Regions from separate parts of the Homo sapiens genome. Here region 1 is linked to region 2. The links are chromatin contacts, found by Hi-C in ENCODE. All regions are on one chromosome and are shown on one strand. Each heading gives the region's core, a stretch centred on a gene start or an enhancer-like site at or near the end of the contact. The rest is flanking DNA. Distances are from core to core; before and after follow the strand shown. Region 1 overlaps CTDSPL (CTD small phosphatase like). Region 2 overlaps TRANK1 (tetratricopeptide repeat and ankyrin repeat containing 1).

Region 1 (5,164 bases), core at 2,267-4,766, 990 kb before region 2:
AAGCATAGAAGTTAAGTCACTTGCCTAAAGTCATATCGCTAAAAATGATGGAGCTGGGATTTGAATTCAGGCAGTCTGGCCCCAGTGATCATGTCCTAATCATTCTTCCTAGAATGTGAGAACAGGAATGTGTGATACCATTCACTTTGTGGGAAATAAATGTTTAATGTTTAATCAACACACCTTTACATTAGCATTAGTTCATGGGCACCACAATCCTGAATTACAAGCAATAGTGACTCGCTGTCTCCTCATTCCCTCCCCAAATGTGGGACTTGGCCTTATGGCCCAGAGCTCAAGGTCACACAGCCTCGTGATCACAGAGTCCATGGTGGAAAGGGCCAGAATTTCTTCCAGCAAAAGGATTAGAAAACCGAGGTTACCCATCCAGGACTATTTCTTTCCCTCCTGCTGTTGACTAAAGGAACATCACCACACTGGGAAAAACAGGAAGTTGGTTACCAGATATGCCAGAACAACAGCTCCACTGTTCAGAGCTACTAACAAGAAGCACAGTCACTGCCATGTCCCTGGGCCTCCTGCCTGGAAGGAAATGACCAGCTCCAGGGCAGTGCGGGGCAGGCCACAGGCAGTCTGGGGTGAGCCCTGAAGCCCATTTCTCTGAAATAGCCACTTGGCCACCCTGAAAGACCTGCTCAGCCCTAGGATCTGGGAAGAGCACCCAGGTTTATTGGGCATCTGCTATGCCAGTGTTTGTTCATGATCCCAGTCCCACAAATGAAGTTGGGTATCATTTCCATGGCAGAAATGAATTCGGCAAGGCTTGGAGAGCTTCAGTGATTTGCTCAGCCAGGACACCACAGGGGCAGGGACTGGAACCTGGCTTTGTCTACCTTCAAAGCCTTCAATTTGATGCATTTTTCATCATGCCATGCTGTGAAATTTCTTTCTTGAATTTAGCCAAAAGGGTATCTTCATTTTTATTTAGCCCAACAAAATAAAGAGAAAGACCAATTAATTGGTATCGGTTTATTTAAAGAAAAACACTTTATGTAAAATTTCGAATTCTAAAAGGGAAAACAAAATAGTTGTAGTAATTACGACAAAGACTAAATATCGATATTGAGTAAAGGCTACATATATACGGAAAAGAATAACCCAAGACCACTCCAACAGCAATATGAACAGAAATACCAATCTCTAACAAACTTGGACAATTTTCAACCTCACTATTAATCAAAGAAATGCAAAAATAAAAACAATGTACACTGGCTCTTAAATTGGCAATTAAGAACTTATAGAACACAATGCCGGTCCAAGAACACACTGCTAGTGGAAGTGTAAATTGTTACTATCCTTCTGGAAAGCAATTTAGTAATTTGCACCAAGAGTCATAGATGTGTTTGTACACTCCTTTACCCAGTAATTCAATTTCCTGTCTATCGTCAGGGATTAATTTAAAATATGAAGAAGCTATACATGCAGCATAGATACCTTCCTCTCTGCACTGCTTATAAGTGGCATAAGCAGAAAGCAGCCTAAATGTCATACAAAGAGGGAATGGCTAATAAATGTTGGTACATTTAGTCAATAAAATATTACCCAGCCATTAAAAATAATGATGACAGAGTCTACGTAGCAAAATGAAAAAATACAGTTAACTGCAACATTAGGAAAGAATAATTGAGATAAAGATATTAAAATGTTATAGAGGGTATATCAATCAAAATACTGTATGCAGTCTCTTCTTACAGGCTTAACATGCATTTGCCATACCTTCCACTTTCTATTAGGAGATTTTTTAAAAACAGAAACACATTTGGAATACTCTTGCCTGCTGTGATGGACATTCGCCCACTTGGCGGGGGCTACCAGGTGGTGAGTTTCCAAAAGTGAGCCTGAAGGGCGGCTCACAGCATCCCTTCTTTCATGTGGTTTCTAGGCAGCGTTTGTGCTGTGTTTCTGTTCTGACCCTACAAAGGGTACTTTTGTTCCATTAACCACTTGTGGTTTAGCTGCTACACTGAGGGTTATGGGGAAGCCCATGCAAACTGAACTGTAGAAGCTTTCAGACTTCTTAAAAACAAAACCCTGCAGACTTTCTGTTTGTTTTGCATCTCAGGAGCATAGGGTCGCATTTACCATGTGTGATAGTTCCTGGCACACCACTAGCCGTATCTAGGCAAATGCGCTGTATGTATACATGCTTTTTTATTTCCCTTTATCCTCACAGCCCACCTCCACTCCCCTCAACCCACAGGCAAACTTTCTAACATGCTTAAAGTATATCTTTGTGTTTACAGGAGTGCTAGAAAAATGTGCATTGTACTTTTCTGAGCACTTATTTTTAACTTATAGAAATATTAGTCTGTGCATCTCATTCTTATTTTTTCCACTAAGCTCTACGTTCTTAACATTCCCCCACACTGATACACGTACAGTTCCTAACTGCTGTGTGATAAATACACTGTGGTACACCCCCACCCAGGGCATTTAATGCTCTGTCCTCTCCCAGCCTGTCACTCTTTCATCCTTTCTCCTTCACCTCCTCCACTCATCCTGCACATGTGCTCTATATGCATATGGGTGAACAATATCAACAGTGTCAAATGAACAAGACTCAAGTTCTTTAAGTCTCTTAATTTTTTCCTTAGAGAGAAAATTGCACTTGACATTTGTAGTTTTCAAGAATGTATTTTTCATGTATTTCAAGAAGTCTCTGTGATAACTTTAATAATTAAGAATGTATAGGTTTAAAAATGCCCTTAATTTCCTTCATTCTCCTCCCTTAGACCTATTTTGAAGCAGCTGCTTTTAGAAGGCCATAAATGGCCACCTAAGACCCTCAAGGTCAGAATCTAAATTCCAGAGATGTCAGAAGGCGGCTGCTGCAGTTTGATGGCATGATTTTGTAATTTGGTATCACTTAGGTCATGCTTTGATCCTAAAATTGACACTCGAAGAGCCATATATGTCTCAGCAAGTGCACATACCAGGAAAGAACAAAAGGAAGTGGGGGTTTTTGGCAGGGACAGGAGCAGGGGTAATGTCCCTACTGGGCTCTGTGCCCTAGCTGTGACCCCTACCACAATAAAAGCTGTTTATGACTGTAACTCTCTTTAGTCCTGCATTTTACATTCAACAAAGCAGTTTGAACACAGACGCCTTCGTTTGTACCTCATAACCACTGTGTGTGGGCCAGAGTGGGTATTCTCAGCTTTGGTTTAGGAGGGAAGGAAAGGCTCAGAGGGCGAAGTGACTTTCTTAGTCACAAAGGCAGAAAGGAGTGGCAGTGACAGTCCAGCCTCAGTTGGTGGGATTGTCCCTTACCCTCTCCCCACTACTAGAGTGGGCAGCACAGCAGCACACTTTACACTCTTTGGGAATCAGGTTCCTAACAGTCTGTGTCTACCAGGGCATCAGTGGCTCTTGTCCTAAGGGACTCTGTGCCCTGGAGATCATACTGCTACCAGTTCCTCCTTCCCATGACCTTGGGGAACCATTCAGGGAGGCACCAGTGAAAAACAGGAGCTCCAAAGGGCTGGCTCCTCCCTGCTTGTGGTCATCTTTTTTCAGAGCTGGAAAAGATCTTAGGAACTTTATCCAGCAGGGTTCTGGCAGGAAACAGATGGCACTCTCAAAATGAGTAATCTGAGGAGACTTTAATAAGGGAAGCATTTATAGAACGGACCGAAGTGCAGTGGTCTGGGACCAGTAACAGTCGCACATTTACATGCCTAGGCCCAAAAGGGTGAGGAAGGAGAGGCTGCTGGACCCCTGAGACAGAGCGCCCTGTGGAGAAGGCTGCCTGCCAGGAGCCCAGACCTTTGGTGATGCCACAGGGTGGAGCCAGGAGAAATCAATACTTCCTCCGATCTCCTGTTAGTGCTCCCCACTGGGCAAAGCACACAATAGGGGCCAGGAAGCAAAGAAGCCCATTCATAGAGTCCCCACTGGTCGGCTTCCAGGGCACAGGGTAGGACAGAGAGTAGATGTGGAGGGCAAACAGAAAACATCCGGCACAAGAACTAACTAACCCAACCCTCCTGACTTGAAAGGTACTGCGCCTCTGCAGGGGAAAGGCCTGGCCCAGAAAAATCAATGGGCGATTTGCAGAGCTGAGCTGAGAACTCAATCCCTGGGTGCCAGTCCATACTCTTCTCTCCTCTTCATTGGATTTGAGAGTATCTTCTCCTATAAGCATGACTAAAACCTGGAAAAATATCAGGCTTTCAAATCAGCTGGAATTTGTTTATTTCTCTTTTATAAATGGTGTATTCCAAAGCTACTTCTCCATGGTACAGTTCCCAAAGCCTATGTTGTTCAGACCTGTGTGTTACACCTTGGACATGGGAGCCAAGGTTCTCACAATCTAAAGAAACCACAACTCAGAATAAAACACCTTGCAGCAGGTATAGGTATGCAAACACAAGTAGGTCTGGAGAACATGTCTGCACTTCTGCAGTGCCCAGCTGTGGCACAAGGAGGGAGGGGGGGAAGGAAGCCTAGCTCAGGCAGTCAGGCCCCTGGCCTTTGTGAACTGACAGAGTATTCTCCCAGCCTACTTACATACAGAAATAGCTGTGCATTGACCCACGAGTTGCCCAGGCCTGGAAAAAAACTCCAGGATATTTTAAAAATCACATGTTCTTCCAAGTCTTTTAAAACTTGACTGGAGAACTGGCTGGCTAAAAAAAGAATGAATCATTGAGATCCTTTTTGTAGGCATTATCTGAGACAAATTCAAAATCAAAGATCAAAACGTTATTTGACTCTTAATTTCCTTTATATATTCTATAAACCTTGCCCCCTTTATGAAGTAAGGCAGGCTTCCCAATTCTTTGGATAACAGGCTTGTATCAGGGAAACTGTGAAAACACTACCAATGATTAATCTTATGTAGATATTAGCATGATAGCTCTGTAACTACAAAATTAAAAACACTAGAGCATTTTTGCTCAGCTTTTTACTTTTTATATTCATTCATTCCATCTTTAAATGTTTTCTGAGTCCCCGTGTTTGAAGCTGTGGGCAGTACAAAGTGTAACAAGACTCGGAGAGGCAGCGGGGGGTCAAATCACAAAGGAAGGTTCTCCCACCTTCTGTTTCTTGTAGGCAGTGAGGAGGCACTGAAGGCTTCCAGAGGAGTGATTAGACTGAGTCATGTTTTGGCTAGTTACTTGGAAAGATGGACAGGGTGATG
Region 2 (5,561 bases), core at 2,204-4,703:
CTAGTGCCTTCTGTATTGTATAGTATAAAATTGAACATTTGCATTATCACAGAAAGTTGTCATAGACAATGCTGCTTTCCCAGTTGCATTTAGATGAATTCCAAGACCCTCTGATGGCCTTCAAGATCCATCATCTACTTACTGCAGCAATTACCTACTCTTTCAGCTTCACTTTTGCATCCTACTCACCTGACAGTTCTTGAACTGTGAAGCTCAGAGCTTTTGCATGTGCTGTTTCTGTGGCCTGGACACCTACTGTCCTCGTCACTGGGCTAACCGCTCACTATTTAGATCTTGTCTTAAATGTCAATTCCAACAGACTTGCCTTGATCCCTGCAATCTAAGCTGTGATCTCCTGTTACAGCCTTTCTTATACCCTCTACTTTTTCTTCATAAGAAGAAAAATATTTTAACTATAATATTTGTGTGATTATTGATGTACTTAATGTTCATCTCCCTAACAGACAGTAAACTTCTGGAAGGTGGGGATAGTGGCCATCCTTTCACCATCAGACTCCTGATCCCCAGCACAGTGCCCAGCATAGGGTAGATGCTATATGAATAATAGGATTAGGGTGTGCTGAAAGTTCAGATCCAGTGGGAAGGCACATGTGTGTTGGGTGTGTGAAAATTAAAAACAGTTCTTTATCACTGTAGGATGACTGTAGTTAACAATAACATATAGTTCAAATAGCTAGAAGGAGGATATTGAACATTCCCAACACAAAGAAATAATAAATGTTTGAGATGATGGATATGCTACATACCCTGATCTGATCACTTATACATTATATGCATCAAAACATCACTATGAATATGTACATTATCAATATGTCAATTTAAGAAATAAAATAGGTAGGCCTGGCGCGGTGGCTCACACCTGTAATCCCAGCACTTTGGGAGGCCAAGGCGGGTGGATCACGAGGTCAGGAGATTTAGACCATCCTGGCTAACACAGTGAAACCCCATCTCTACTAAAAATACAAAAAATTAGCCGGGCGTGGTGGCCGGCGCCTGTAGTCCCAGCTCCTCAAGAGGCTGAGGCAGGAGAATGGCGTGAACCCGGGAGGCGGAGCTTGCAGTGAGTGGAGATCGGGCCACTGCACTCCAGCCTGGGTGACAGAGATGAGACTCTTTCTCAAAAAACAAAAAACAAAAAAGAAATAAAATAGGCCTGGTGTGGTGGCTCACGCCTGTAATCCCAGCATTTTGGGAGGCTGAGGCAGGTGGATCACCTGAAGTCAGGAGTTGGAGACAAGCCTGGCCAACATGGTGAAACCCCGTCTCTACTAAAAATACAAAAATTAGCTGGGCATGGTGGTGGGCACCTGTAATAGCAGCTACTAGGGAAGCTAAGGGAAGAGAATGGCTTGAATCCACGAGGCAGAGGTTGCAGTGAGCCGAGATCGCGCCATTGCACTCCAGCCTGGGTGACAAGAGTGAAAACTCCTTCTCGAAATAAATAAATAAATAAATAAATAATCTAGAAAAATGTTCCCAGGAGCTGGGGATGGGGGATTGGGGGTGTTCTGTATCATGACTGTGGTTGTGGTTGCATGATCATAAATTTTGTTAAATGAATTGAACACTTAAAATGGGTGAATTTTATCATATGTAAATTGTACCTCAATAAAATTTACTTAAAAAAAAAAAAAAAAGGAAGACACCAGCTGGGTGCAGTGGCTCATGTCTGTAATCCCAGCACTTTGGAAGACCGAGGGATCACCTGAGCGCTCACTTGAGCTCAGGAGTTCAAGACCAGCCTGGCCAACATGGTGAAAACCCTGTCTCTACTAAAAATACAAAAATTAGCCTGGCATGGTGGCGTGCGCCTGTAATCCCAGCTACTTAGGAGGCTGAGGCAGGAGAATAGCTTGAACCCGGGAGATGGAGTTTGCAGTGAGCCAAAATTGCACCACCGCACTCCAGCCTGGGCGACAGAGTGAGACTCAGTCTCAAAAAAAAAACAAAAACAAAACAAACCCAAAAACAGTCAAGAGACCCTAGATATTGGGGAGGTAGATAATTATTTATGGTGTTTACTTTTTGCTGTGAGAATGACTTTTAGGTTATAAATTTTACAAAAACAGTTCGGAGCTGGTCTCGTCAACTGGCTTTAGAAATACCATCTTTGGTGTGCATGTAGTTGGGTGTAATTGAGGCTGTAAATAAATGAGGAATAACTTAAAGTTGATGGGCGAAGGGGATAAGTTGCACTGGTAATGCCTTAGGTTTAGTGCAGGCCACTTTACTGGGCTTTGGTCGGGGGCAGGATGGTGAGACAGCTGAGGGGGGTGGTGGCAAGGTGTTCCGGTCTTGTCCTATTTAAATGCCCTGGGTAGGGAAGACTTGGGTGCAGCACCACATACTTTTCCAGGGGCCTTATGAAATATTTTGAGTGAGTTTCTTAAGAAAATTCCTGTTCTTCTTGTCCCACATTTGTACCCCTTTCCCCAAGAAAAAAAGAAAAAAACAAAACAAAACACATTGAAGTCCCCAGGATATATTCTGACTTTGGATTTTTATCCTTGACTGTCTGTGGCACCCTTCCTGCGGGGAAGAGGAAAGAGTCACTTTTAAGAGAGAGAGAAAGAAAGAGAGGAGAGGAGAGGAGAGAAAGAAAGAGAGGAGAGGAGAGGAGAGGAGAGGAGAGAAACAAAGCAAGAAAAAGAAAGCAAGCAAGAAAGTAAGTGAGCAAGCAAGCAAGCAAGCAAGCAAACAGGCAAGAAAGAAAGATAGATAGAAAGATAGAAGGAAAAGGACGGTCATGGTGGCTCAAGCCTGTAATCCCAGCACTTTGGGACACGAGGCGGCCGGATCACTTGAGGTCAGGAGTTCGAGACCAGTCTGGCCAACATGGGGAAACCCTATTTCTACTAAATATAGAAAGTTAGCTGGGCATGGTGGGATTACAGGGCGCACGCCTGTAATCCCAGCTACTCAGGAAGCTGAAGCAGGAGAATGGCTTGAATTCGAGAGATGGAGGTTGCAGTGAGCCAAGATTGCGCCACTGCACTCCAGCCTGGGTGACAGAGTGAGACTCCATCACACACACACACACACACACACACACACACAAAAGAGACATACTCTTTCTAGCTTCAACTTGGATCTACTGCTACTGCCAGCATTCCCGAGTTAATCTTGGATCATTGACTGCTTTTGGGCTCTTTTGGCAACCCTAAACAAAAAAAGCAAGCAAGCAAACAAAAAACCCCAAAAAAATAAAATAAAAAAGTAAACAAATTTGTTGTCAAGAATTCAAGCAGTACCCAGATAATGTATGAAGGGAAAGCCATCCTCTCTGCCCATTTCAGTAATAACCCCTCCATAGGCCATCTGTGTTGCCAGTCTTTGCTGTAATCCTGTATGTCAGTTACAGAACTTCATGTGTATACGTATACACAATGAGTCATAAAACCCACAACCACCTGGATCTGCTCTGTTTCAGACTTGCTTGTTTCAAAATCTACTCAGTGCATTTGCATTTTTCTTGCATCTTCTTCCTCATATGTAGCTCAGCAGCCTGTGACAGCTTCCAACAACTAGAGTTTGAATTCTCATAGAGACATAGTGAAAATTTCTGAAAGCCAGCCAGGCAGCTGTGCAATTGTCCTTAAGTATTTTGTAGCTTTTACACCATTAACGAAACTGAAAGTGCAGGGTAGAGTGCTCAGTGCCAGCCAAAATATAAGATACCCTAGTGATTTTACTGGGTGCTGATCTTTTAGCCTCTGTCTTGGCCCTTCAGAGTGTAGTTTGGCTCTTAAAGTGAGGCCACCTAGGTTGGAATTCTCACATTACCAATTTCAGTGTGACTGTGGCAAGTGGTAAGTGGCTTAACCTGTCTTTGCTTCACTTTCCTTATGTGCAAAATAGAGATAGAGTCACGCTGACCTTATAGCACTTTTTTTTTTTTTTGACAGAGTCTCACTCTGTTGCCCAGGCTGGAATGCAGTGGCTTGATCTCAGCTCACTACAACCTGCATCTCCTGGGCTTAAGTGATTCTCGTGCCTCAGCTTCCTGAGTAGCTGGGGCTATAGGCATGCACTACCATGCCTGGCTAATTTTTGTATATTTTTAGTAGAGATGGGGGTTTCACCATGTTGGCCAGGCTGGTCTCGAACTCCTGACCTCAGCTAATCTGCCTGCTTCGGCCTCCCAAAATGTTGGGTTTACAGGCGTGAGCCACTGTGCCTGGCCGAGGCTTCTTATAAGAATGAAAAGACACAATGATGTAAAGCACATAGTAGGTACTTAGCAGATATTAGCTATGAAGAATATTGTCATTATGGTAAATTATTACCACTTTTATTTAATAATTTCATCTTATAAATAAATCATCAGTTGGTCAGTTTTTTCTTTTTTTTAAAGACCCAACAACGGAGCCATCTGTATTCTATTGTAGAGATATAAAGCATTCTTCCGTGTAATGAGAATGTAACTCTCAATGAATCCTATTAGGAAGAAAAAAGCCTTCTGTATGGTTGGCATTCCTTCTTTCACCTTTGATGTGATTGTATCAATAAAAAGCAGAAACATAGGTGGGTGAATACATTTGTTGTTGCTCACATAACATTAAGAGCTGACTTGGTTTCTAGAGAACTATGAAAAATAATATTGAAATGAAGAGTTTTTTTTTTGTATTTGTAAATACAATGGAAATACCTTGTGTTTGAATTCTTCAGTTAAACCCTTAAAGAGTCTGTTTGATAACATTTATGGTCTGATTAGTAAGAGGGTACATCGTAGAGTGATTGGAAATTCAGAAAATCAAGGAAGAAAATTAAAATTCTGTCAAATCCCAAAGGCGTGGCTTTTAACATTTTGGCATATTTTCAATACATTTTATGTATTTAAAACAATTTGGGATTATATGCCTTTTCAACCTTATAGGCCTATATTTTTCATTTACTAACTTGCTCTGTCATTAAATGTTCTTTTACAATATGCCTTTTCAACCGTATAGGCCTGTATTTTTCATTTACTAACTTGCTCTGTCATTAAATGTTCTTTTACAACACGATTTTTTTTTTTCCAGATGGAGTTAGCGCTTGTCACCCAGGCTGGAGTGCAGTGGCGTGATCTTGGCTCACTGCAACCTCTGCCTTCCGGGTTCAAGCAATTCTCCTGCCTCAGTCTCCCAAGAAGCTGCGATTACAGGTGCTCACCACTATGCCTGGCTAATTTCTGCAGTTTTAGTAAAGACGGGGTTTCACCATGTTGGCCGGGCTGGTCTCGAACTCCTGGCCTCAGGTGATCCGCCCGCCTCAGCTGATCAGCCTCCTAAAGTGCTGGGATTACAGGCATGAGCCAGCGCACTGGGTCTTTTGCAACATGATTTTATTTTATTTTATTTTATTTTTTGGAGATAGAGTCTCACTCTGTCACCCAGGCTGGAGTGTAGTGGTGTGATCTTGGCTCACTGCAACCTCTCCCTCCTGGGTTCAAGCGATTCTCCTGCCTCAGCCTCCCGAGTAGCTGGGATTACAGGTGCGTGCCACCGCACCTGTCTGATTTTTGTATTTTTAGAAGACATGGCGTTTCATCATGTTGGCCA

Evidence for each region. A loop is a pair of places that touch in the nucleus more often than their neighbours do. Pooled maps may share reads with other maps.
Region 1: a loop to region 2 is called in a pooled map, with 10 times the contacts of the local background. The contact joins two enhancer-like sites. A Hi-C loop is called at or near these places in 2 of 37 single-sample maps with no recorded cell type and 6 of 50 pooled maps.

The regions. Positions count from the first base shown.
Region 1 is chr3:37,904,884-37,910,047 of GRCh38, reverse strand. The region is part of intron 1 of CTDSPL (CTD small phosphatase like); the gene reads right to left. Among named protein-coding and RNA genes, the nearest start is that of CTDSPL, 46 kb to the right of the region's middle. RefSeq lists an enhancer at 3,255-3,304 and a silencer at 3,756-4,050. Within about 2 kb of position 3,516, at least 10 of the 41 ENCODE cell types and tissues checked have a DNase peak (open chromatin) inside an H3K27ac peak, as active enhancers do.
Region 2 is chr3:36,910,548-36,916,108 of GRCh38, reverse strand. The region is part of intron 1 of TRANK1 (tetratricopeptide repeat and ankyrin repeat containing 1); the gene reads left to right. Among named protein-coding and RNA genes, the nearest start is that of TRANK1, 32 kb to the left of the region's middle. RefSeq lists an enhancer at 3,533-3,582 and a silencer at 5,328-5,496. Within about 2 kb of position 3,453, at least 11 of the 41 ENCODE cell types and tissues checked have a DNase peak (open chromatin) inside an H3K27ac peak, as active enhancers do.